Linked DNA regions of Mus musculus: all the other regions are linked to region 1. Evidence: chromatin loops called from intact Hi-C (ENCODE). Cell type or tissue: left cerebral cortex. All regions are shown on one strand.

Region 1 (4,000 bases):
CATGACAGTGGTTCTGGCTTAGGTTAGGGACCCATAGGAGCTGTGGGTGAAGCTCTTGTCTTCCTCTCCCTGTTCTCTCACACCCCGACATGTGCACACCCCTACATGTGTGTACTACAGTTTCTGGCCATGCCCTTTCCATTTGGAGACACACAGAGGATGCCATGATGTTAGAACTTGGAACAGAAAGCTGGCAACTCGGGAAGGAGAATGCAGCTGAGCCGAGAAGAGGGAATCAGTAGACGGGGGTGTCGTGCAGGTCTTTCTGGGTACAGGAGGCACTGGGACAGGTATTGGGGGCACCAAGGAAGGTTTGGGGGGCCCTCAACATGGTCTTGCTAGTCATGTTGATATTCACCATGATCAGCTGGGGCATACACTCTAATGCTGCTTATCTGGCAGACACCACACTTCCAGGCTCACAAGGTCTGGACTGAGAGGTATAAAAAGGAGCTGCTTTCCCCAATGGCTCATCAGGGCCAAAGTGAGGAGACCTTTTATGGGGTCCTGTCCCTAGGTGGGGCTGTCACAACCCTAAGTGAAAACAGATGTTTTCTCTCATGTCACTGCCAAGTGGGATTCAAGACTGCTGGACTCCAAAGGTCACTACAGACATGTCCTTCCACTCTAGGGTCCAAGCAGACAGACAGATTGGGGGGGGGACTCTAAACAGAGGGTGGTCAACTCTAAAGTCTGAAGCTGGTGCCCCCAAAGGGGGCCGGGAACAGCTGGGAGCCCAGAGGGATAAGAACCACTCCATACAAAGTTTCCCATTGCTCTTCAATGAGAAACAGAGTCTGTCAATTATAGACATGTAAGATACAGTCCCAGAGGGTGTGAGTCCTGCACCTCCCAGTCCATCGGCAGGGGCAGTCCTGTGACCATCAGTGTGCCTGTGACTGTTATGTTTCTCTCTCCTTTAAATTAAAAAAATAAAAATAAATAAAACCTTCCAAAGCAACAGGTTTCCTTGTGGCATTTCAAACGTCTTGAGTTTCAGTTGGCTGTCCCCACCCCTTCTTCTCCACCATTTCTTGCCCCTCCTCCCCATTTATTTCTTTCTATCCCCAGTATTCCCTGTTCAATCTCATATCACAAGTCGTAGTTTACCCTCCCCACCCCCACCCCTTGAACCCACCCTCATTCAAATAAACACATCAGTAAAAAGTTGAAGTCAGGATCTCCATATGAGCAGGGAAATTTGTCCTTCTGAGTCTGGCGTACCTCACTTGCTGTAATATTTCCCATTTTCTTCCATCTTGCTGCAAATGTCATGATTTCCCCCCTTCCCCCGTTTTTTAATGGCTTAAAATCTTCTATACTGCAGCTTGATTATCCTTTTGACTGCTGATGGGCATCTAGAACGAGTCTCTTTCCTTGCTATTGTGACCTGATCAGCCATGATCATGGATGACCAAGTATCTCTGCAGCAGGGTATAGAATCCTTTTAGGGTGGATGCTTTGGTGTGCAGCAAATTCCTTGGTTCCTGGATGGAAACGGAGCAGAGACCTGCCACGCAGTTCCACTGTGCTCCACTAGGTGGCTCTTTGCGCTCTCGGATGTCTGCAGGCGTTCAGACAGGTGAATGCCTCTCATTGGTTGGCGGGAGGCATGATGCCACCCAGCAGCTCTTTTTAAGAGAAAAGCCAGGACCAGGGAAGCAGCCACCCCTGAGCATTGCCTTCTGAGCTGTTCTGTGGGACCTAGCTGCGGAGTCAGGCCAACATGAGTGAGGTGAGCAATCCTTCCACTCTCACAGGGAAACCGCAGAGTGAGAAGGCTCTGCCCCTGTGGGATTCTCAGAAACCCAAAAGGTGCCCAGTGGGGCTGAGGGGTAGATGGATCCTGTTATTATTTGCTTTGAGCATAGGCTGTCTTGATAGCTTTGTTTGAATGCAGTGTAGAAATTTGCTAAGTTTGCAACTTTTGAAATTAGCCTTAGAAAGAGAAAGGGATGTAGGTATATTGTTTCTGATCTATGACTTAGGATTTTGTACCTCTGAAGAGAAAGCCAGTTATTTGATTCTTTCATGAATATTTGTGCTTTCTCCAGGGAGTGCGTCCTCACGTGTTTCCTTGGGATACAATCTGAATGTTAGCAGACAGTGCTAGCCACCTGGGAAATCCGGTCTCAGAAAAGAGGTGGGGAAGGGGGTTAGGATTTGTGCCTAAGTGCAGCTCTTGCAGAATCATTGTCTGTGACAGGGCTTGCAGTTAATCAGTTAATCAGAGCCCTGGAAAACATTCGGAGTCCAAGCTTGAGTGTGTGTGTGTGTGTGTGTGTGTGTGTGTGTGAGAGAGAGAGAGAGAGAGAGAGAGAGAGAGAGAGAGAGAGAGAAACTGCTACCTCTGAGGCATCAGGGAGTGTTGGCAAAAGAGCTCATTTTAAACCCAAGACCCTTTTCTGATTAAATGTATATAGAATATACAAGCTGGTGGCTTGCATATTTTTCTTTTAAAAAGCAACTGTAATCTCTCCCACAAGATTTGGGGTTACACAGTGCTATCCTCTTCAACTAGATGCCCAGCCAAGTCTGTTTTCATTTCCTCTCACTTGATACTTAATTACTGTGAAAGATCTGTTATCTTCTTTGTATTTTATTTAAAAAAAATGTTTGACAGATGGGTGATCTTTTTTTGGAAGTCTAGAGTAGAATTAACAACTTCAGAAATCAAATGTCTCCTCGCAGCTCCTCTCTCCTCTATGGACAGCTTTGGATCCAAACAACAGGCAGAAGGGCAAGGTGGTGCAGCACCCAGGCACAGGACTTGGGAGAGAGCCAAGAGCTTGGGGGAGGAGGAGGGTGGATCTGGGCTGGGAGATGGGAGTCTCCTGGCAACCCTGGGAACAGAAGCCACAGTGACAGCCATTGGTTGCCTCATGGTGTAAATGCTGAGAGCAGTGCCAAGCACTCCCACATGTGTCCCCTTCTGTGAGCCTCTCCATATCCTGGGCAGTCGGTGACAGAGGAGGAAACTGAGGCACAGGGAAGTGGACCAACCGATTCAAGACCGCCAGCTAGATCTGGGGCTAGCCTTGTCACACTGAAGTAGTTGGTACCTGGTGCCTGGCTCTGTCCAAATAAATGAGTGTGGGGCTCTGGAACAGCTGGAAAGGGTGGGGCAGAAGGAGGTAGAGAATCCAGGGAAAGCAAGCAGGGCTCTGAAGACCAAGGGCATTGAGGACAAGGTCTCTTTTCCTTTACATGTTGGGGGAGGGGCTTCCCTCTGGGTTCGTTAATCTTTCAGAAGCGCAAGGTTTATGGACACCTCACCTTGCTTGCAGGAAGAAGGGATGGCTGTGTGGACAGCTTTTCCCATTCAGAACTCAACAGATTCTCATCAAGAAGGAGCCTAGAAACGGCAGGCTCTGCAGACTGACCTCACAACAGGGACCCTCTCCTGTGTCCAGTCAGCGACATGCGACAGTGCCCTATCCCTCATTCTATGCTGAGGCTCATGTATAGAGAAGTCCTCCAGTGCCTCCTTGGTCACCCAGCTGAGCAGATGACTGTGTGGGTCTCCAGGGAAGAGCCTTGTCCCAGAGTTCAACCCACAGTTAGGGTCACAACCTCCTTTCTGTTGACCCTGTAACTAGGGCAGCCTCAAACTCCCTACAATGTTCCAGCTGTCCATGACTTAGTATCACAATCAGAGTGTGAATTCCTTAAATCCTGTGGGTAAAAGTCCTTAAGGCGCAGACCCTGGGTCTGTGTCCGCAGTCCTACACCCCAACTTCCCCTTGCACCAGGTTTGTCTTTTTCATTCCCACCGCTGCCCCTGAGCTCCCCCTGCTGGCTCATTTCCAAGTCCCTAGACCGCTGGTATTCTTTGGAGAAAAGAAATTTCTCCTTTGATTAAAACTTAAATCTGCTTTCAACATTTAATAAGAGGGACAAACAGCCAAGGAGCTGGGGAGGGCACCAAGTCCTGAAGTGTTTCTTTAGTTGAATGAACTACAAATGGCTTCCAGTGTTAATAACTCCCAGGCAGGATTGG
Region 2 (4,000 bases), 110 kb before region 1:
AGAACTACAAAGATGTATTACTGTCTTATAGTGATGCTGTTTAGACAAATAGATGACTTCTTAATTCTTAATGATGATCCTATAAGAATTCCTAAAATTATATCAGTATTTATTAAGGTCTTTATACTAAGACTCCATTTAGGTCCTTTTCTGATAGTCAAAACAGAAATGAGAACTCTACCAGTCTCCCATATGTCACTAGTTAATTGCTTCTAGATAGTAACCAGACTTTCTACTACTCAGAGCACATTCCAAGAGGTTGTAAAACTATTAACCAAAGGTCATAAAAAGGGAACTAGTGATTTATTATAGGTGCTAGGACAGAAGATAAAATATTGAACATGAACATGAAACTTCACTAATAACTTAGTTATGTTTTTTAACTCTCAGTGAACCTGTGGAGCTGAGACAGGTGTGGGATGTTTAGCCAGATAATTACTCCTAATGGATATGCATGTAGACATTCTCTGTTGTAAACTTCTATTTCAGTTTATGATTTGATGTGCGAACTTGTGAGGAACTTTTTAACATGTGATCATATATTCTGAAAGATGTATAAGTGCTGAAGACAAAAGAGAAGAGTTAGAACTGAGCTGAGGAGAATTTTTTAGACAGAGCTGAACTTAAGAAGAACTTTCAAGTATAGGCATAGCTTTCACAGAAAAGGGATTGAGAGTTAGAGCATTATTTTGGCACCAGAGCAGGAGGAGAGAGCAAGATTAGAAGGAGGATGCAGAGTGGAATAGCTTAGAAACTATAGGTAACATAAAAAACTAAGAGAGCAACGTGCAGAATGCAGAGGGAAAGAGGAAAAAAGAAGAAGCTGCAGAGAGCAGAAGGAGCAGGCAGGCTCCTCCTTACCATGGGACAGAAAAGGTCTTTTGTTGATAACAAGGCAGACTTAGTCTTATTAAAAGAACAAAACTTTCTTCTTACAAACTTGGGTTAAATTCACTTAGTAATAAAAGGGTAGAAGCTTTTTCTTTTGCAATGTAATAAAGATTGGAGCTCATTTTTCATCCAGAATGAGTTCTTTCTGCATCAGTGTTTGGTCTTTTTCTCCATATGCATATGTAAGTATGGATGTGTGTGTGTGTGTGTAATTGTGTGAATGCATGCAAGCTGAGCCCATCTGATCTGAATAGAAATGTATAAATGCACATGGGTGAACCTGTATGTGATTTTATGTGAGATTATACATATTTGCTTATGTAAAAGTTTTTCCTTCTGCAAGTGGCATCCTCTTCTTCTGGTTCAATAGCAGTTTAAGGTTCCAAACTTCCCCCTAGCCTGACAAGCAAGAGGCATCTGGACAATAGGGAAAAGGCTCTAGCAATTAATCCTTTACTTAATCTTCTGCTGTTTTAGGATGAGGTGCTAAGTGCCAGAGACTGAAGTTTCTGGCCTCAGAAGAACACAGAAGGCAGGTCAGCTACAGTAGCATAGTAAATTAGATAAGTAAACGTTTTATTATTTACAGCAACCCTAAATATTCTGTAAGACAAAGTCGCTTCCTTCTCTGCTGCCTCAAGAAGAACCGGCAAGAAATAAGACTCACCTGGGTTTTACTGTAGGGCTCATTCTGGCTGTGAGACACTCTGTGTTTGGACAAACACTTGTATTGTGACATGCATTCAAATCACACCCTCACATGGAGCAGGAAGCCCCTATTTTAACACACGAACGCGCGCGCGCACACACACACACACACACACACACACACACACACACACACACACACACACACACACACACACACACGTTACCGATTCAGCTCTTTCCCTGACTCCTGCCGACCACTGAGCTTTCGTTTAACCTTATAGCGCCAACTGCATTTTCCCCAGAATTGACCCTGAAGAAGTCACTCCATGTACCTTCCTCTCTGATTCACTTCTTACAGTGTTCGTTGCTTACACTAATAAAAGCCGTAAGCAAGCTGGGCGTGGCGAGTATTAGAACTCTGTGAGGTCAGCACGTGGAGGAGCGGGGGTGGGGCGTGGAGGGGAAGGCCAGAAGGTGGAACGTATTCCTCATGCTGCCTCCAGAGGGCAGAATATGCTTAATCATTAAGAATGACTCCTTAGGGCCTGGCTGGGTGCTGATGTGTAATTCCAGTTACTCAGCTGGCTGAGGCAGGCTGAATCCAAGTCCAGGGCCTGGCCAGGACTACAGGATGAGTTTAAGGGAGTCTGGGAAACTTGGAATTTATCTCAAAATAAAAGTAAAGGGGAGAGTGGCATCAGATACCTTTTGGACTAAATGTTTGTGAGCTGCCAGCAATTGAACCTGGGTCCCTGGGTCCTCTAGAAGAGCAGCCAGTGCTAACTGCTGAGCCATCTCTCCAGCCCCTGGATTATAATATATTAAAGAGTTAGAAACTGGTTACTAAGTTGCTACACTTTTACATTTTAAAACAGATATATGCTGGGTTATCCATAGTGTTTGCCATAGTGTGGTGGTCTCAGCCATATTCTATTTCATAAATTTCCTCCTTTTGGGGCCAGTGATGAGTCTCAGTGGGTAAAAGGCTTCTGCTAAACTCAAGGACTTGAGTTAGAGCCCCAGGACCCACTTGGTAGAAGCCGAGAAGTGACCTCTGCAAATTGTCTCTGACCTATGAGACAGATACACACAATAAATATAAAACAAAACATAAAAATAACTTCTTCCTTTTGCTTTCCTGTATTTTCTTATTTCCTGTAGTAAGCGTGAATCACATCTTTAATAAGAAAAATAATTAAAGCTTCTCATTAAAAATTCATAAAGCTTATTTATGTGGGATGGTGAGTTTATAGAGGATTCTCAGTTTCTCCTTTGTGTGACATTGAACCCATTATACAATTTCTATTTCTGGGGGCTGGAGAGACAGCTCAGTGGTTAGGAACACTTGCTGCTCTTGTAGAGTAACACGATTTGGTTTCTGGAATTCTCAAGAGAGTTTACAACCACCCACAATTCCAGTCCAAGGGATCTGCCACCATCTTCCGGTCTCTGTGGGTGCTGCAGGCATGTAGTACACGTATGTCCTAGTTAAGATCTTTACTGCTGTGAGCTGACACCATGACCAAGGCAACTCTTATAAGGACAACATTTAATTGGGGCTGGCTTACAGGTTCAGAGGTTCAGTCCATAATCTTCAAGGCAGGAGCAGGGCAGCATCTAGGCAGGTATGGTGCAGGAGGAGCTGAGAGTTCTACATCTTCATCTGAAGGCTGCTAGGAGAAAACTGGTTTCCAGGCAGCTAGGATGAGGGTCTTAAAGCCCACGCCTACAGTACCACACCTACTCCAATAAGACCATACCTCCTAATAGTTGTCATTGTTCCTGGACCAAACCATAACAACATACAAACATCTAGGCAAACCCTCATACATATAGAATAAAATGCAAACTTTAAAAAAATTGGTATTTCTGGTGGCAGGATAGAGTTGAACATTGGCTCAATTATTTCATAATTTTTAAAAACAAAAACATCTCCAGTGGTCGTATAAATAAATTCCTTGGGGCTGGTGAGATGGCTCAGTGGGTAAGAGCACCGGACTGCTCTTCCGAAGGTCCGAAGTTTAAATCCCAGCAACCACATGGTGGCTTACAACCATCCGTAATGAGATCTGACTCCCTCTTCTGGAGTATCTGAGGATAGCTACAGTGTACTTACATGTAATAAATAAATAAATTCCTCAGGAGAAAAAATAAAGATAAAATGGCGGCTGTCTTGAAAGTCTGTAGTGAAACACGTGCTGAAGGTTTTATTTAATGCCTCAGTTAATGAGGGAACCGCCATGATGTTGGAGCAGAATCATCAAAGAGCTCAAAAAGAATGCTTGTTACTCACACTTTCATAGGCACACTCGTGTCCCAGAGCTGAGGGACGAAAGAGTTCCTTCTAAGAACTTAGACACCTCTGAGGTCCTTTCCCAGTCCCAAGCTTCTCATGGATTTCCCCCTGTGCCTTTGTATAGCTGAATATAAAAACCAAGCCTAGCCAGACCTTCTGGGA
Region 3 (4,000 bases), 57 kb after region 1:
ACAAAGCCCTGGTGGCAAAGGACAACTCACAGAGCTATAGAGCCATGCACAGTGTTGATATTAGCATGGAGCTAGAGTCACTGTATGTCTGCAGGACTCTTGCCTTTTAGCTCCAGGCCAGTGGGTGGGACAACATTAATTTCGCATTTCTCAGCATCTACTTGGGTCACAGGCAATTTCTATCCTTTCCTGTGGCTCTGCAGCATTCATTGCTGTGTAGATCAATATGCCAAGGGCCACTTGACCTGGAGGAATGTGGCTGTAAGCATTTGACCATGCTGTGGGCCCTGCAGATCATGGAGGATGCCCTTCAGCATTCCTCACACTCTGTCTCAGGCCCTGCAGCCATGGAAGTGAGTTAGAGAGAAAAGTAATTTCGGTCACAACCCCTAGGAAGGCTCACAAGGCCAGAGGCAGAGCACTCACTTCCAGATGGAGGAGTGGAGAAGTGTGTGGCATGCTCCAGCCAGAACCGGCTTAGTCTCTAAGAAAACTGAGAGGAGCCTGCTTAAGGATCTGCAGGGAAAATGCAGTGCTGGAGGCTTCTGAACTATGTAGGGGTTCTCCTGCATGTCTGCCATCTATCATCCATTTACCACCTACCATCTGCCTGTCTACATCTGTCTGTCTACTGTCTTTCTTTCTTTCTTTCTTTCTTTCTTTCTTTCTTTCTTTCTTTCTTTCTTTCTTTCTTTCTATCATCTATCTATCTATCTATCTATCTATCTATCTATCTATCTATCTATCTATGTATCCATTGTCTGTTTATCTTTCATTTATCTGTGTATCATCTATCTTTCTACTATCTTCCTCATCATCAATCTATCAATCTATAATCTATGTGTCATCTATCTATACTTATCATGATCATCCATCTACCTACTATCATCTGTCACCTACATATTGTCTACTACTATATTATGTATGTATGTATGTATGTATGTATGTATGTATGTATCATCTATCATCTATCTATCTATCTATCTATCTATCTATCTATCTATCTATCTATCTATCATCTATTTATTTATCATCTATCATCTATCTATATCGCCATCTGTTTATGACTAATATTTATCTATCATCTTCCTACTGTCTACTCTCATCCTATCTATAGTCTATCATATATCTACCTACTGTCTATTTTCTATCAGTCATCTATCATCTCTCTAATCTATCTAGTTGTCATCTTTCTATCAATAGTCTATCTTATCTGTCTTTTATACATCTATTATTTATCTATTATCTATACTTATCATCTATTATTTCTATCACCTCCTCCCCTTCCCACTCTCTGTTTTTTCTAGTTGGCCTTTCTGTTCCACATGCTAGTGCAGGGTAGCAACCTAGCCTCTTCCTGGGCTTAACAAATGAGCAGGTTTTCCCTTATGGGCACCTTCCATTTGACTACCCAAGAAGTCACCCTGAGTTTGGACTGGGGCATCTGTGTCTGCATTCAAAAGAGATAAATGTTTCTTCTTTTGACTCCAGTGATCAGTGTTTACTGGGTTGGAGGATGTAAAAAGATGTCTCTTCTCTGACTGGAGGACTTTGCTTACTTATTTTTAGGCCACTGCTCAGAAGCGCCTAGCACAAAGGCATGATTACTTTAAATCTTCGCTTGGTGCTGGCTTGTAACCGATCTTCAGCAACCACGTTAGTGTGAGCTGGCTGGCCTCTCTGCCTAAGTAGACACACCACCCCTCTTGCTTTTCAATATTACAATGTATCACTTGTGGAAGTGTGGTCTTCTGGTGATGGTCAAATAGTGTGGTTTGGTTATAAAAATAACCACCATGAAAGCCTGGAAAAGGATGAGCAGCTCTCATTAACAACACAATGCAGGTATCCAAAGTAACTTTCTGTCTGCTCTGAGCACAGTGACCATCAGCTAGCATTATGGGAATGTGTCAAGACTGTGTCATCCATCCTGCTCATGGTAACGTTCAGATAGCTAGAGAATTGTAGAATGTTCTCTAGAGCTATGGAATTCTCAGTGTCTGGAACTTTCCACCATTTTCCCTTGGATTTTGCTTTACAAATGATTTTGCTTTGGGGTGGTTGAACGAACACCTGAGCACAGTCCGAGGTGGGCCGTCTTAGCCTCGTGCATCTAGACTGGCCTCACTCTTCTGTTTTTAGGTGGTCATCTTATATTTCTGTTTTTGTTTGTTTGTTTTTTACTACAGATGGGCAGAAGAAAGTCCAAGAAGAATTTGATATCGACATGGATGCACCAGAGACAGAGCGTGCAGCTGTGGCCATTCAGTCTCAGTTCAGAAAATTCCAGAAGAAAAAGGCAGGATCACAGTCCTAGTGGTGAAGCTGCTTCCTGGTCCACCTGAAGACACCAAGTTCAACCACCATCCATCAAGAAATGAAAAGAACAATACCCTAGAGAGAAGTCATCCTCACTCAATACACACCCTGCTACAAACCTGAAATGCATGAAGAGAAACCCATAGTATTTATGCCCCCTATAGGCAGGTATCCACAGTAAAATTGTGAGTAGCTTAATCTGTTTATCTCCATTACAATTCCTCTGCAACTATTTTCCTTGATGTTGTAATAAAAAGGAGGTAAGATGAGTGAATCTAGTGTCCGTCTTCATTTCCCCGGTTGAATGGAACCAGGCTCATGCGGTTAAAGACGACTGCAAGCCAGGAGTTACATTGTAACAATGTTACATTGTTCAAACTTTAGAACAGAGTGCTTTTGTTAGGGTGGGGCTATTCATCCTCAACCATGGAGTTCCTATCTCATTTACAGAGTGTGAGCTGCCAATAGGTGGTGGCTGTATTTTCTCAGCATGGAAATGTCGTCTGTACCCTTGCTTGTCCCAGCTTATCCAGAAGAACACAAGGTCTAGGAGGGCAGTGCATCTGGGGTTGGGATGTCTCCCAGGTGTACTCAGCAAGTACACTTCAGATCTCTGAAGGGTTGCCCTACTCCACAAAGGCCATCTTTGCACCTGTGTAGCTCCATCCACAGGCCCAGGCTCCAGGATCCTCTGGGCTCAGCACCGTGGTGCTTAGCTTGTTCATTGCAGTTTGGAGAAGCTGCCTGGCTTTTCTCCAGTGCAAACCTTGCAGACACACGGTCTCACATGTCACGGAGAGCTCCCATGGGACGCAAAGATGTCCATTTTGTGGGAGGCCTGACTACACAGAATCAGGAGTCAAATACAGGTTGGAAGGGTGTGACTGAGCTGACCTTGGTCAAGTGCCAGGAGCATCAACCGTATGTCTTCATGGCTGCTTATTTGAGCCTTGCCATGGAAGAACCTGAAACAGAAGGGACCCTTCTCCCAGAACCGAGAAGCCACCATGTATGCGGTGGACTTGGCTATGTGTTCCTTAGCTGGGGCTCTGGGTGGGTCACATGCACTCGTGAGAAGAGAGGCAGAGTGTCTGAGTGTGTAGACCTGCATGCTGGACTGTGGGTGGATGAGGCGGTGGAAATGAGGTTTGTGGGGGAAAGAGTTGGAGGTAGAGAGGACACTATTCTCTCACAAAGAAATACTGGAACCCATGGGGAGTGTCTTGCCACCAAAAAAAAATCATCTAAAAATGTGCTTGCTAAAAATGTGTAAGATGCCCCTGCTGCTAGCTCTTCCCTGTAGCTACTGGGGTGGGGAGGGGGTGGCAGTGGGGTATGCCTGAATTCTCATGATGACTTTAGCTAGTGACCCCCTAAATAGGATCACTTCTGCAGTAACAACTGGTGAGGGCTAAGTCAGGCTCCTGATGGGAGAGTCCCCATTGAGAAGACAGTAGGTTGATAAGACACCCCAGAAAGAGCTGCTGAGACAGAGAGGGGTATGAACGTCACAAAAATCAGATGGCTTAAGGTGTCATGCTCAGGGCTCCCTCGGGCTGCTAATGTAAAGTAAATTAGGACCCAAATGTATGCACAGGTAGTGATCTCTCTATCTGACCTGTGTCCCAGCTCCACCACTCCCCCCCACACACCCATTTATTGATCTAAAGGAAGTGTGTCC
Region 4 (4,000 bases), 200 kb after region 1:
AAGTACGTGTACACACACACACACGTGCATACTCATACATGCATGTGCACATACAACACATACACACTATAGCATAAACAGTGTACTGAAGACTTAGAATCATATCCATTAGAATTGGATAGGTAGCACAGAGGAATTTACAAGGAAGCTTCCAGAATACAGTCCCCAAGAGTTTTTATAAACTAGAATTGTTTTCTTATGACTGGTGCAATTATATGTGTCTTTGCTTCTCTAAAACATTTCCAGGTTTCTTACAGCCCCGTGTTCAGTGGGAGGATGCCAAAGGTTAGAACTATGTGTATTCCCATGAGTACCGGGGCCCCGGCAAATGTCTGTACCAAGAAGAAAGCTCAACAAAGGTCTTGCGAGCTTGGTAAATTACAGGTGTATAAATGAAGCACAAAGATCTATTCTTCGCCTGACTTGGGATGTCAACATAGTTTCTAGATTGGCTATCTGAAAACAAAGGGGCCCACAGGTAAGATTGCTGTGGAAGAACAAAGAAGGAGTGATTCCATGCCAGGCACGAAAAGGCTTGGGCATGTAGACTTCATCTCTCAGGCGCAGAAAGCACCCAGTGTCTGCGGAATGCTTTTCTGTCTTGGTGAGGAAAAGATACTGTTCAGTTTAGCCTCCCTTGGATGAGTCAAAGCCATAACCTATAAAGCGTACATCAGCCAGTTATCTCTTAGGTAGGTATCTCAGAGACTAGCAGTGCCTCCTCTACTTGAGGAGTGGAAACTGAGTCATGCCCATGTAGAGCCATTATTCATGGCCAAGGCAACATAAAGAACGAAGAGTAAGTTAGGGTTCAATGTTCCTGAGGGTTAGAGTCTATGATCACCATGGTAGGGAGCACAGCAGCAGGCATGTAGGCATGGAGCTGGTGAAGTAGTTGAGAGTTTATATCCTTATCAGAAAGGAGAAAGCAGGAGGCCGGGGGTATAAACTGAGAATAGCTTGGCCCTTTGAAGCCTCAAACCCCATCCCCAGTGACACAGCTTTGCTAACAAGGATATACATTTCCCAATCCTTCCCAAGTGGACACCATTGCTAGAGGAACACTGAAGCTTGTGAGGCTGACTTCTCAGGAAAGACCAGAGGCTTCAGGGTGAAGCTAGACAATGCTTGCCTGCTGTGCTGTCTCTATTTCAGACTCAGTTAAGTGAGGGTGGCAGTAGGGTGGGTAAGCTCTCACACAAGGCACTCATTAGAAGTAACTGGTATAAATATTATTTATTAAAATGTATGTCACTGAAGGTAGGGGCCAGGGCCACCATTTACAAAGATTCTGCACAGAGAGAGAACTCCCAGGGTGCCATGGTGCTTAGTAGATTTACATTCTCTGCCTAGCATCCCTTTGTGTGTGCATGTCTGCATATGTGTGTGTGTATGTGTGAGTATGTGCATATGCGTGTATGTGTGTGTATGTGTGTGTGTGTGTGTGTGTATGTGTGTATGTGTGTGTGTGTGTGTGTGTGTGTGTGTGTATGTGTGTGTGCGCACGCGCGTGTGTGTATGTGTGTAAAGTCTGGGTATATGCACATGGATGTGTATGAATGGAACATGTTGTTTGTACAGGCCAGAGGTCAGCTTTTGGTGGTAGTCCTTGGGAGCTCTTTTATTTCTGTGAAACAGCCTGTTCTGAGGACTTAATGCTCAGCCTTTACACTAGACTGGTCAGCCCCTGGGATCTTCCTGTCTTTATCTCTCTGTAACCACCAATTCTGTGATTACAGATACATACCACCACCCAGCTTTTTATGTGAGTATTGGGGATCAAACCTCAGACCCCCTAATTGCTTTACCAACTTAAGTTTTCCCCAGATCCACATCTGTTCTTGTTCCTGATTTTCCAGGAAACAGTGTCTTTTATTTCCCAAGAATCTGGCTCTGGCGTGTGTTTGAGGAGACAGCCCTCACCTGTGCTCCTGCACACTGCAGTGTGCTGTAAATGGTGCTGGATTGTCCTTGGCTACACATCACAGAACCGATCCCTGCCCTGGCACCTTCTGCCTTCCTTGGGAGTTCTGTGAACATGCTCTGAAGTTACATCAGATAAGGCCCTTCTCAGTGGGTAAGACTCTAAGTGATATCTGGCCAGTGATTTCTGGAGAACCATTTAATCCCCCTCATCAATTTTTCTGTAATTTGTTTCTTCTGTTATAAGTCCTGCCTGGGTATTTTCTCGAGTGAATGGAGCATAGAGCTAAGTTGATACCAACTCACAGTGTCCCTGAGCATGAGAGAGGAAAGCCATTTGCTGGCACAGGCTGCTAATGCACAGCCTGGCTGCACGCAGCGTATTTCAGCTTCTGCTGAGGCATGAGTCCAGAGCCTGGCTCAGTGCGTGGTGTAGGGTGGTGTTCTATTCCTTCCTGCATTTGTTAAACAGAGGAATCAGCCAATCTGATAAGGATCGGTAGAGAAGTAATCAAACCTAAGTCTGGATTCTAGTTGGAAGATAAGAGTGTGGTTAGAATATTAACAACCCCAGGAAACAGGAATGGTGGGGCAATGAGGTTGAGCTGGGTCTGCCATATTGGAAGTGGCATACAGGTGGCCTCTTGCTCAGGATGTTAGTATTTAGAAAACCAGTGCTATACAAGATGGAACTCACGGCTGGAGGTGCCAAGATCCTGTGGCTAGATATGTCATATGCCCTAGGGAAGTACCTACCTACTGCTCTTGTTCTGATAAATAAGCATAGTATTATACTGATTCCTAATAACTTATTGTGGTACTTGTAGATTAGCAAATCTCTCAACCTTCCTCAGAGGAATGTCTCCTTGCAGTAAATGTTGATTAACACAGAGACCCACAAACTGGATGTTGTGTAGAGAATGAGATACTGCAAAATGCCCAGCCATAAATGGGATATCTATGCTACACTCAGTCTTCCCAAGGCTGGATCATTATGGAAAGGAAAGCAGAAAGACTTTAACAGGCAGGGGTAGTAGATAATTGTAATGAAACCACGTTTTCTTGACGTGACCTGACATTTGTTCATACGAATTTGCAGCATTTGGGACAGCATGCAACTTAAACCAGACAACATCCTAGCACAAAGTCCCATCTGCATCTGAGGAGCTAGTGACAATAGGTAATAGCTGCTGGGAAAAGGAGAGACATTTTTTGTTAAAGGCGTGGTCCCTGGTAGGTAGATCACACTCTAGGGGCTGGGCCCACACCCAGGAGTATCTGAGCACAAATTGGACTCAATGGATTTTTTAAAAAGAGGTCAGGAAGTTGAGTGGGCAGGGAGGAAGTGAATAGATCTGGAAGGAGTTAGGTTGGGGAGCAAATATGATCAAAATACATTATGCACAATTCTCAGGGAATTAATATAATAATTAATACAATAATTCTTTAAATAGTTGTCAGGGTTATATATAAAAATGTGGACTTAGCTTCAGGAAATAGTACCTCCTGCCTACTTGGTGCCCTTGGAGGCCAGAAGAAGACATCAGATCCTCTGAAATTTGAGTCACAGGTGTTTGTGGGCTGTTACTCGGGTGCTAAGAGTCGAACCTGAGACCTCTGCAGGAGAAGCAAGTGCTCTTAACCAGGGAGCCACTACTCTAGCCCCTAATATAAGACTTTTAAAAGTTATCACAATTCTCTGGGTTTTTATTGTTCATAATAGTGTTGAGTTATTGTTATTGTTGTTTGTTTGTTTGTTGTTGTTGTCGTCTAGCTGGTATCCTGAGGTTCTGATTACATGAACTTGGGGGCTGTGTTGTCATTCTCTCTGGTTGGAAAGCTGGTGTCTCAGTGCATTTCCTGGACTTTTTGAGGTGGATGAATGTTTTATTAGATCTGCTTTTAAACAGCCGAAGAACAAATCTGGTTAATTTACAGCTAATGCGACATGTCTGGCTACATCCAAGGTCTTTAGTGATGTTGTCTTTCGCAGATCTGAACTGGGAGAATAAAGTGATAAAGTGATATAGCTGCCTATTGTTAAATAGGTGTTATGTGTACTGGAGAACAAACACCT
Region 5 (4,000 bases), 140 kb after region 1:
TTTTTCACAAGGCAGAACAGTCCCTGATCTCCAGGTTTCATCCTTTGCTGTTACCAATCTTGATGGGAACGAGAAAATAGGACAAAACCCAGTGCAAACAGGCCTTACAACAAGGCCATGTCACCTCAGTCAAAGTTGTCTCTGTGTTTCAAATCTACAGAAAAGTTTTGAAGTCACCTCTGAGAACCTTCTAAGAGAAATAACGGACATTAAAAATAAATCCCCACAGTGACATGCCACCTTTGGAGCCCTGTTTTTGAAGTGTGTTGTGAAGAGGAAAAAAAAATGAGCATTAAATTTTTCTGTAGCTACTAGATTCAGATATAGCTTTTCAGAGCTTAGAGGAGGTCATGCGCAGAAGTGAAGCCTCAGTGGTTGACACCAGCAGCCTGGTGGCTTGTTTATCTTATAATCAACCTGATTAATTGCCAGAAGGATCAGCCTGTGTTCCTTATAGGGGTGCTGTGACCTTGTTGTGGAAGGATGTGAAGTTCAGGCTCTTAGTCCTGGAGGTGGGAGTGGGTCAGACGCCCTCAGAGCACAATCGGCAATTACTGCCATTGTGTGGGTGAGATGTATGAGTGCTTCTTTCTCTCTGTTGGGTAGGAACTACAGGGAGAGAGAGCAGAATGGGTGGGAGATTCAAGACACCTGCAAAAGAGAGAGATGCATTTCTGCTCAATCCTGCAGAACTCAGTAAGGCCTTGCACACAGGGAAGGCCGAACACTTGGCCTGGGAACTCTCAGAGAAACGGTTGTCATTTGAAAGTGACCTTCATGAGAGAAGTTAGGCAGGAGGTTTCACAGGCTTCCCTCCTCACGGAGCCTGGGAAGCCCTGCTATGACCAAGAAGGGAGCATGCACTGCCCACCTGTGTCTTGTGATGGGCTGACGCTGTAGCTGTCGCTCTCCTTGTCCACGGATCCTGTAGCCCTGGGTGTAGGCAGTCTCCAGTCTGTGGTGAGGGTGTGTGCAGAGATGGTAGGATGGGGTCTGTTGAGCGTCCACTGGCTGGCGTACCGGTTTCTCGCTGTGGGTCCAGCCTTTGCATTCCTCCTGGTGGTGGGATCTGCAACAAATAAGGGGTATTGTGTATCTGTCTTCAGGGGTCAAGCAGAGCAAGCAGCTGTCATCTCCCTCATGACCTACTTACTAAGTTTGCCAGATAGTTAAGTATTTTTAAAAAATCCCATAAGCATAAGAATACCCCGTTTGTGTTTGGAAGCTTCAGATCAGAACATTGTTTGTGGCCATTAACAATGGCCAAAACATCCATTCAAACTTTTTAAATATCAATACCTCCCATAAGACAAGGAAACTTGACCAAATGTGTTTGAACAAGATTTCCTTTCTGAGGTTCATTTACCCTGGTGCAGACTGATCTACTCGCTGCTCCCCACTCCACCTCATGTTATATCCCTCATCTTGACTCCAGGATCATAGAACATGATCTCATTTGGAAAAAAAAACAGTCATTGCATACATAATCAGTCATGAGGAGGTCACAGGGGGGATAGGGTGGGTCCCTATGCTATAAGACTGTTGGACTTATGAAGAGAGAGATACAGGAGGAGGTTGCCCCCTGCAGGGAGAACCAAGAATTGTGTCTGAGTACAGGATGGCCAAAGGCTGTTGAAGCCTTGTTTCAAGTTTACTTCTAAGTTCAGTCAGTACTTTCCATCCAGTTATTTAAGCTGAAGCCCCTGGAGACAAAAATAACACATTTTTTTTTCTGTCCCAACATCCTCTCAGCATGTGACAGTATGTCTCTTGATGAGTATCATGGGAACTTTGATGAAGACTTGGATGGACTATTTAATATGAACAACAAATAGCTAAATGATATCTGGATAGCATGTGTCAACTGTCTATGAAAAATGTCAAGGTCTACGTGTATGTGGGCTACTGCCAGAGCCTTGTATCTTCTTTAAGTCTGGAACTCAGGTCAACAGGTGAATAGGGTAGTGTGGTCTTAGCTCAACACTGGTGAACTAAGAAAAGGGACATATTAGTAGCAACGTGTGTTGGGCCCTGGAGCAGGCCAGAGTATTACCTTTCCTGAAATTCCATGGACCAGGGGAGGTGTTCTGTTCCTTAGAGTGATTTTTCTGGGACTCCAAATGAAAGTAGTTCAGGGTCCTGGAAGGGACTTTTCTACTTCTGAATTTTCTGCTTTTTAGAATGGCATAGTCTGGCCACTTTGTGATCAGCACTGGTGCAGCTATTTCAAAGGAACAAACTGAGACCCAACTTTGGATATGGCTGCTTATGCCCAATTGCATACTTCTGTGAACTCGGATGTCTCTTCAGAGTAGATGCAAGGGTCTGTCTTTAGAGCTGTCTATACGGCTGGCTCACAGTAATTGTTGGGATTGGTACTTAGCCTGGAGTCGCTTCACGGATGAACAATGGCAGTTTAGGCATGACACAGCTCTTCTGCCCGTCTGCTCAGGCACTGTGTCTTACTTGACCAGATGTGGCCTGATCCTGGCTGTCTGGGTCTGTAGTTGGGTGTGCACAGGACCGTGGCTTGTCCATAATTGCCACTGGAACATGAAATGCTGACACGGGGCATCAGGGAAAAGCCTTTCTTTGCAAGTGGAAGATTTTCCCCTTTGCAGATTTCTAGTTATTGGTCTTTGAACTAATCTATCATTCTAGGATTTAGGAGAGGAACATAAAGAAGATGGCCAAATCAATATTTTTAAGATTCTCTGGGTCATCAAAAGACCCAGTGCTGCTGCATGCTTTTGGCTACATTGATTTTTTTTTTTAAGGGCACATTTCATCTCTTGCAAAAATTCCATAGAAGGCGGCCTTATTAGAAGATAGTTTCTGTCTTTGATGTGAATGCAAACGAGCTATGCCAAAGTGTTGGAGCCCTGTGCACAACAAGGTGTGAATGATAATTGCGAGTTTTCCCAGGGAAGAGGAACATTCCAGAGAGGTCCTCCACAGAGAGAAAAACAGTGTCATGGGTAGGAGTCTAAATGTCTTCCAGGCACTATTGACTTGATAAGTGGAGCTTAAATAGTACAGCTTGTTATTTAAATGCTAATGAGTCTTTTCTAGAAAATTACCCAGCCCCTTATGTAAGTTTTGAGGAATCTCATTTTTTATTCCTTGGGTTTCAAATTGCAGCCACACTTGTTGAGGATTTTGGGTGCTCTCTCGGAATAGATGCCCGGGCTAGGGCAGACTCAAAGTCCCTAACTCTCTTCTCAAGTCTCCAAGTTTCTCACCCGGGTTCCGTGCCTTAGAAAGCTCGTTTCTCAGTGTGGAGTTCAGGTCTTCCTTCCCCACCGAGACCTCCCTATTTGGAAAATTTCTATTCAGAGCTGCAACTCTTTTCAAGTTAATTCTATTCATTATCCCAAGTCCCCCTGGATGAGGACAGAGCTAGCAGTGGCCTGATAAATGTTGAAAATATAGGTCATGGTACCAGTTTTCTGAGCCGCAGGCCACAGTTCTGCTCTGTGCTACGCAGGTGTCCCAGGGTTAGAATCGTGTCAGGATGTGGGAAGGCAAGGATATCTGACACACTTTAAAAAAAAAAAAAAATAACCAGGTTTTAGCAACCCTTATTTTGTATCTGAATTGAACTTGATGTGGTCGCTTCCAACAGCGATATAAATACTTGGATTTTGCTCGATGGTAACTTTGCTTATCTAGGGATTTTTCTGCCCCTGCATGGAAGATTCTTTGCCAACCTCCCAAGCCTCTAATATAAATACAACTTAGTGATTAAGCAGCATGCTTGCCAAGCAGCCAATGAGTTAGAGGACAGGGGTATAAATAACTCCTGACCTTTCAACTCTGGGTCTAATTCTGCATTAAGTTTTCTGCCCATTGAATCAAATTATTTTAATTATCCCAAATTCAGGATCAGAGAGGATTGTGTGGGTAACAGGTTGGTTACAAAGCATGTCATGTGTTGTATGCTCACTGGATTAGTCTTCCTTTAATCATCTGCTATCCGTCCTCAGGTCTCAGAGATGAG
Region 6 (4,000 bases), 66 kb after region 1:
GGAGAGGCAAAATGATAGGGAAACAGCCTGTGCTTTCCTCTAGGAACCAGCCAAGGAAAACATTGGCTTATCCGAGGTCACAGCAGCCAGTATCCTTCTGTCTTCTGTCTGAAGAAGGTTGTGCAAAGTCCCCATAGTATGCATTTTCTTGACATCCTATTTGCAATGGATAAACATAGATATTAGGGATAGATGGCAGAACTCGGGCACATGTCTATGCTTCCCTATGTTTTCTCCCTAGAGACTAAGCATGTCTGGAAGCTGTGGCTGCCTTGGCAGGGATCTCTGTGCTCCAATCCTGAGGTCCTGCACACTGCCTTCTGCACGTATTCTTCTTCTGAGAACAAGGTTGCCCCTTCCCTCTATTCATCAGCCTTACTGTGGACACCTAGAATATGAGAACAGTGGAACCAGGCTTCAGCAACTATTGTTGTCAGCCTCCTCTGGCCTCAGTCTCTCTCTCTCTCTCTCTCTCTCTCTCTCTCTCTCTCTCTTCATGTGAAATGAACATCTGACCACCAGAGGCAGAGACTAAATGGGCCATCTGTGCGGAGTAATTTCTGTAAGTCAGGTTGTAGTAAGTTGATACACACTTGACATGTGTTGATTGTCTCATGGAATATACAGTGTCCCCATTTTATTGGCGAGGAAATGGAGGCTCAGAGATGATAAAGAGCATACAAGGTCACACAGCTTGAAGGAAGAGGCTGACTCCTTCATAAGTTAGATTTCTCAGCCTCAAGACTTTGAACTCCGTTCTTAACTCTACTTGAGGCATTGAGCATGGACGTGGCTTCCTGTGGATGGTTCCTGTCCATATAGAAGACTCTTTGAATTCTTCTGTGTCTGGTGGGTGTACCCTTGATGTATCCTTCTATGACTGACAGAGTGTAACTTGATGCATCCTTCTGTGATTCACACTGTTTGGAATTTACAGCCTCCAAATCTCATTGGTAGAATAGAATTAGAGCCACCTTAATCCCCAAGATTGGTGAATATGTTCCTGTCTGTGTTGGGGGTGCTTTCGGGATATGACTAAAATCAGGATTTTGAGGTGAAAAGACTCCACAGCATCATAGGGTCTTTCTATGAGGAACCAGGAGGATGCATGTTGGGAAAGGAGCTCGGATGATAATAGTGATGTTAACAGGATGAGCTTTGAGGTTGTGGAAGAAGACATGAGCCGAGGACTGCAGCTGGTGTCTAGAATCTGGGAGAGGCAAGAAGATGGATCATCTCAGTGCCTCCGGGAGAAACCATCCCTGCTTAAACTTGAGTCTGCCTTATAGACTAAGAGTTATCCCCCTAGAATAGTAGCTGTGAGTTTGTGTTATTTGAAGCTACTGGGTGTATGTCACTTCCTTACAACAGGATACGAACAGTGGCGTTGTGTCCTATCCTTTGTGTCTTGATGCAATGATCACTTTTAACACTAGTGTTAATCATGTTTCAGCTCAGCTAGTGAGGGGTCTCCTGAAAGGGGGGAACATGAGTTACTCAGACGAACAAATGGTTAGGATGGGGGGTAGTCATTACTTATCTGCTTGGCATTAAAACTGGCCCCAGTCATGTGACCTCAGACCCTGTCTTACCAGCCCTCATCTCTGAGGAGGGGAGTCGTAGCCGCATTACCACCCCACAGTCTGCTGGGAGCCCTTCAGGAGATGCCGATGGCTACAACAAGCCAGAGGCATCTGCAGCTGCTTGACCAGATCGTGGCAGGAGAGCTCCAGAGATGGCCTGTAGCCAGCCCTGGCTGTCAACACTAATTTTCTCCGGCTTGATGGAGCTCAGCCTATTTTGTGTGGCTTGCCCGCCACCAAGTCAGCAGCCCCTGCACAATCAGGGTGCTGAGCCAAGCTGATAAGCAGGGCTGTGGTGTGGTTATCTCTGCCACTGCAGAGCTGAGAGCTTCGGGGAGGAGTGGATGTAGGGTGTGTTTCCGCCTACATTGCTGCTGCTGCTGTTCCTGCAGCACCTGCCTCCCCAGGACAGTCCAGCTCCTAGAGGAGGGGTGCAGCCCTCTCCATGCTCCCGAGGTCATGGGGTGGTAGTACAGTGGTGCAGAAGACTCGGGGTTGGGGAGTACTGACTCATAACCGTTGTAAGTATGCGGCAGTGAAGGAGCTCTGTGGAGCTCTTCATGGGGTTGCTGGGCTCAGCTTCTGTGATTGTCAAGATGAGGAGAGGCAGTGGGAAGCTCCCTTCTGAAGAATCAACACTGACTCCAGCTCCCCTTCCCTCTGTCACCCCATCCTCCTCACTGAGCTCCTTCTATGATTCATGTTTATAGACCTGAAATGACCTCCAAGGGCCTCACTAAACCCTGCATTTTATAAAGATGCCAGTCAGACACATGGCTTGCCCATGGCTGAGTCTAAGCCCTACTAGGATGTCCAGTAGGGTCAATACTTCTTCTGCTAGGGACTCACTCTGCCAGGCTGATGAGACCCATCTACGGCTTTCCATCAGAGATGGAAACTCTAGGCATGCTCCTAGGGTGTTCCAAGAACATTGCTTAAACTCCCTGGGAACAGAAACAGAGGGAAGATCAGAAGGTGGCTTGTCCCATTAGTATTCCAGGGCACAGCTTCTATGAGTGTGTTGAAAGGTAGATGGCTAAGATTTAAGCTCAGCACATTAACCTGGACCCAGAGTAACAGTGGCATTATCAAGAAGGACCCTTTACTTCAATAGCCTCAAGGGATGCCTTTTACAGACGTGTTGTGGGTCAGAGGCAGAACAGCCTTCTTCAGCCATCCTTAGGGTTCTAGCTTTCCCCCGTGTTTAGATGGATTGCCATTCTGTTTAGTTCCAGGTTCGGGAGGACAAGGTGAGGGGCACCCAAAAGGATGAAGCTAGAGGAACAAAGTGCAGTCTCTGTCACAAGGTTTATAGGTGCACATCTGTGGTATGAGTTCTTCAGATTCTCACTGGTACTGTGACGTTTCCTGCAGATGTGCTCACAGCTGCCCATATCTCTCCAGAACATGAGCATCCAATTGTATCAATGCTCCCCATGTCCTGCACACAGGGCAACCGGAAGTTACTAGCATTACTGGTAGCTCAGTTCCTGGTTGCTGCCTGATTTGACTCGGAAGATGAATACCCAGCTCTCTTGATCATTAGCATCTCTGAGACTCCAGAGATCCTTGGCGGGAGCAGTCCTTCATTGCACAAAGTTGTCTGCTCAAAGATCCAGTCTTCTTCAACCTTCCTTCCTTCCTTCCCTGACTCATGTCCACACTTCACCCACCCCAGATGCTCCCTCAGCCTTTCAAGCAAATCACTTGCATGCAAAACCTTGCCTCAAGGTTTCCTTCTGGGCGACACTAACCCAAGACATATGGCGAGGGAGATGTGTGGGCATTTTGAGCCAACACTCGGAGGTTCCAAGAATTCTAGAGCCTTCAGAGCATATGCTGTGTTTACATCATGTTTTTCACAACTCAGAAGAAAGCAATCTCTTAAGACCGGAATGGACACTTAGTTTTCAGTCAACTGAAAGTTGTTTCCCTACTTTGAAGGGCAGGCAGCCCCACAAGGGCCAAGGAGGGTGAGGCAGGGTGGTGTGGCCAATTTGCCTTCTCAGATCCAAGTCCTTGGGATGTGGAGACACTGGGCTCTACTTTCCCAGAAGGTACATTCCAATGAGAAGCTGAAGATGTGAATCTTTGAGGAAGGTAGAAGAGAGCAGGAAGGAATCACACCATGTGTCACCGTGAGGCTCATATTTGTGAAAACATGAATATGCTCTTGAGAAATGGAGAGCTCTCCAGGGCTGGGCTGGGCACAACTGGCGACATCTAGGGATTACTAGAGAGGGAGAAATGACCCTCAGGGAAGAGGGCAAAATCTATAATGTAAATGTATTCCTGTGTCTCTCATTGCTTGGCTGAAGGGACTTAAACCATCACCCTTTTCCCTTGGTTCCTTGGAAATCTCCCAGGAACATTGACTCTCTTCTTCCTGGTTGGCAGGAGTGAACTTCCAGTGTTTC

Evidence for each region. Hi-C counts contacts between places; a loop is a spot of excess contacts. Peaks named below come from ENCODE experiments on the same cell type or tissue, not always from the same donor. Only the 100,000 strongest peaks of a DNase experiment are listed, where the experiment ranks them.
Region 2: a loop joins it to region 1, with 8 times the contacts of the local background. A loop is called at or near these places in 9 of 42 quality-filtered maps.
Region 3: it touches region 1 in a loop (2.6-fold over the local background); 4 of 42 quality-filtered maps call a loop at or near these places.
Region 4: a loop joins it to region 1, with 4 times the contacts of the local background. A loop is called at or near these places in 32 of 42 quality-filtered maps.
Region 5: it touches region 1 in a loop (6-fold over the local background); 28 of 42 quality-filtered maps call a loop at or near these places.
Region 6: it touches region 1 in a loop (3-fold over the local background); 5 of 42 quality-filtered maps call a loop at or near these places.

The regions. Positions count from the first base shown.
Region 1 is chr16:96,466,056-96,470,055 of GRCm38, forward strand. It overlaps Pcp4 (Purkinje cell protein 4), which reads left to right and starts at 1,551. Exons shown (of 3, transcript NM_008791.3): 1 at 1,551-1,735. The coding sequence starts at 1,727. In left cerebral cortex, CTCF peaks have their summits at 1,532 and 3,799 (motif pointing left); DNase peaks (open chromatin) are centred at 1,566, 2,064, 2,811 and 3,793; H3K4me3 peaks cover 2,368 bases; H3K27ac peaks cover 1,764 bases.
Region 2 is chr16:96,356,100-96,360,099 of GRCm38, forward strand. No RefSeq gene overlaps it. Among named protein-coding and RNA genes, the nearest start is that of Igsf5, 3.7 kb to the right of the region's middle. In left cerebral cortex, CTCF peaks have their summits at 2,049 (motif pointing right) and 2,971 (motif pointing left); a DNase peak (open chromatin) is centred at 2,004; H3K4me3 peaks cover 191 bases.
Region 3 is chr16:96,523,201-96,527,200 of GRCm38, forward strand. It overlaps Pcp4 (Purkinje cell protein 4), which reads left to right. Exons shown (of 3, transcript NM_008791.3): 3 at 2,190-2,593. The coding sequence ends at 2,317. Among named protein-coding and RNA genes, the nearest start is that of Pcp4, 58 kb to the left of the region's middle. In left cerebral cortex, a CTCF peak has its summit at 2,480; a DNase peak (open chromatin) is centred at 3,495.
Region 4 is chr16:96,667,564-96,671,563 of GRCm38, forward strand. All of the region lies in intron 20 of Dscam (DS cell adhesion molecule), which reads right to left. Among named protein-coding and RNA genes, the nearest start is that of Gm32509, 49 kb to the right of the region's middle. In left cerebral cortex, no CTCF peak of the experiment used is centred here; a DNase peak (open chromatin) is centred at 2,329.
Region 5 is chr16:96,609,421-96,613,420 of GRCm38, forward strand. It overlaps Dscam (DS cell adhesion molecule), which reads right to left. Exons shown (of 33, transcript NM_031174.4): 31 at 872-1,069. Among named protein-coding and RNA genes, the nearest start is that of Gm32509, 110 kb to the right of the region's middle. In left cerebral cortex, a CTCF peak has its summit at 1,591 (motif pointing left); a DNase peak (open chromatin) is centred at 1,586.
Region 6 is chr16:96,532,096-96,536,095 of GRCm38, forward strand. No RefSeq gene overlaps it. Among named protein-coding and RNA genes, the nearest start is that of Pcp4, 66 kb to the left of the region's middle. In left cerebral cortex, no CTCF peak of the experiment used is centred here; DNase peaks (open chromatin) are centred at 1,906, 2,121 and 3,341; H3K27ac peaks cover 2,026 bases.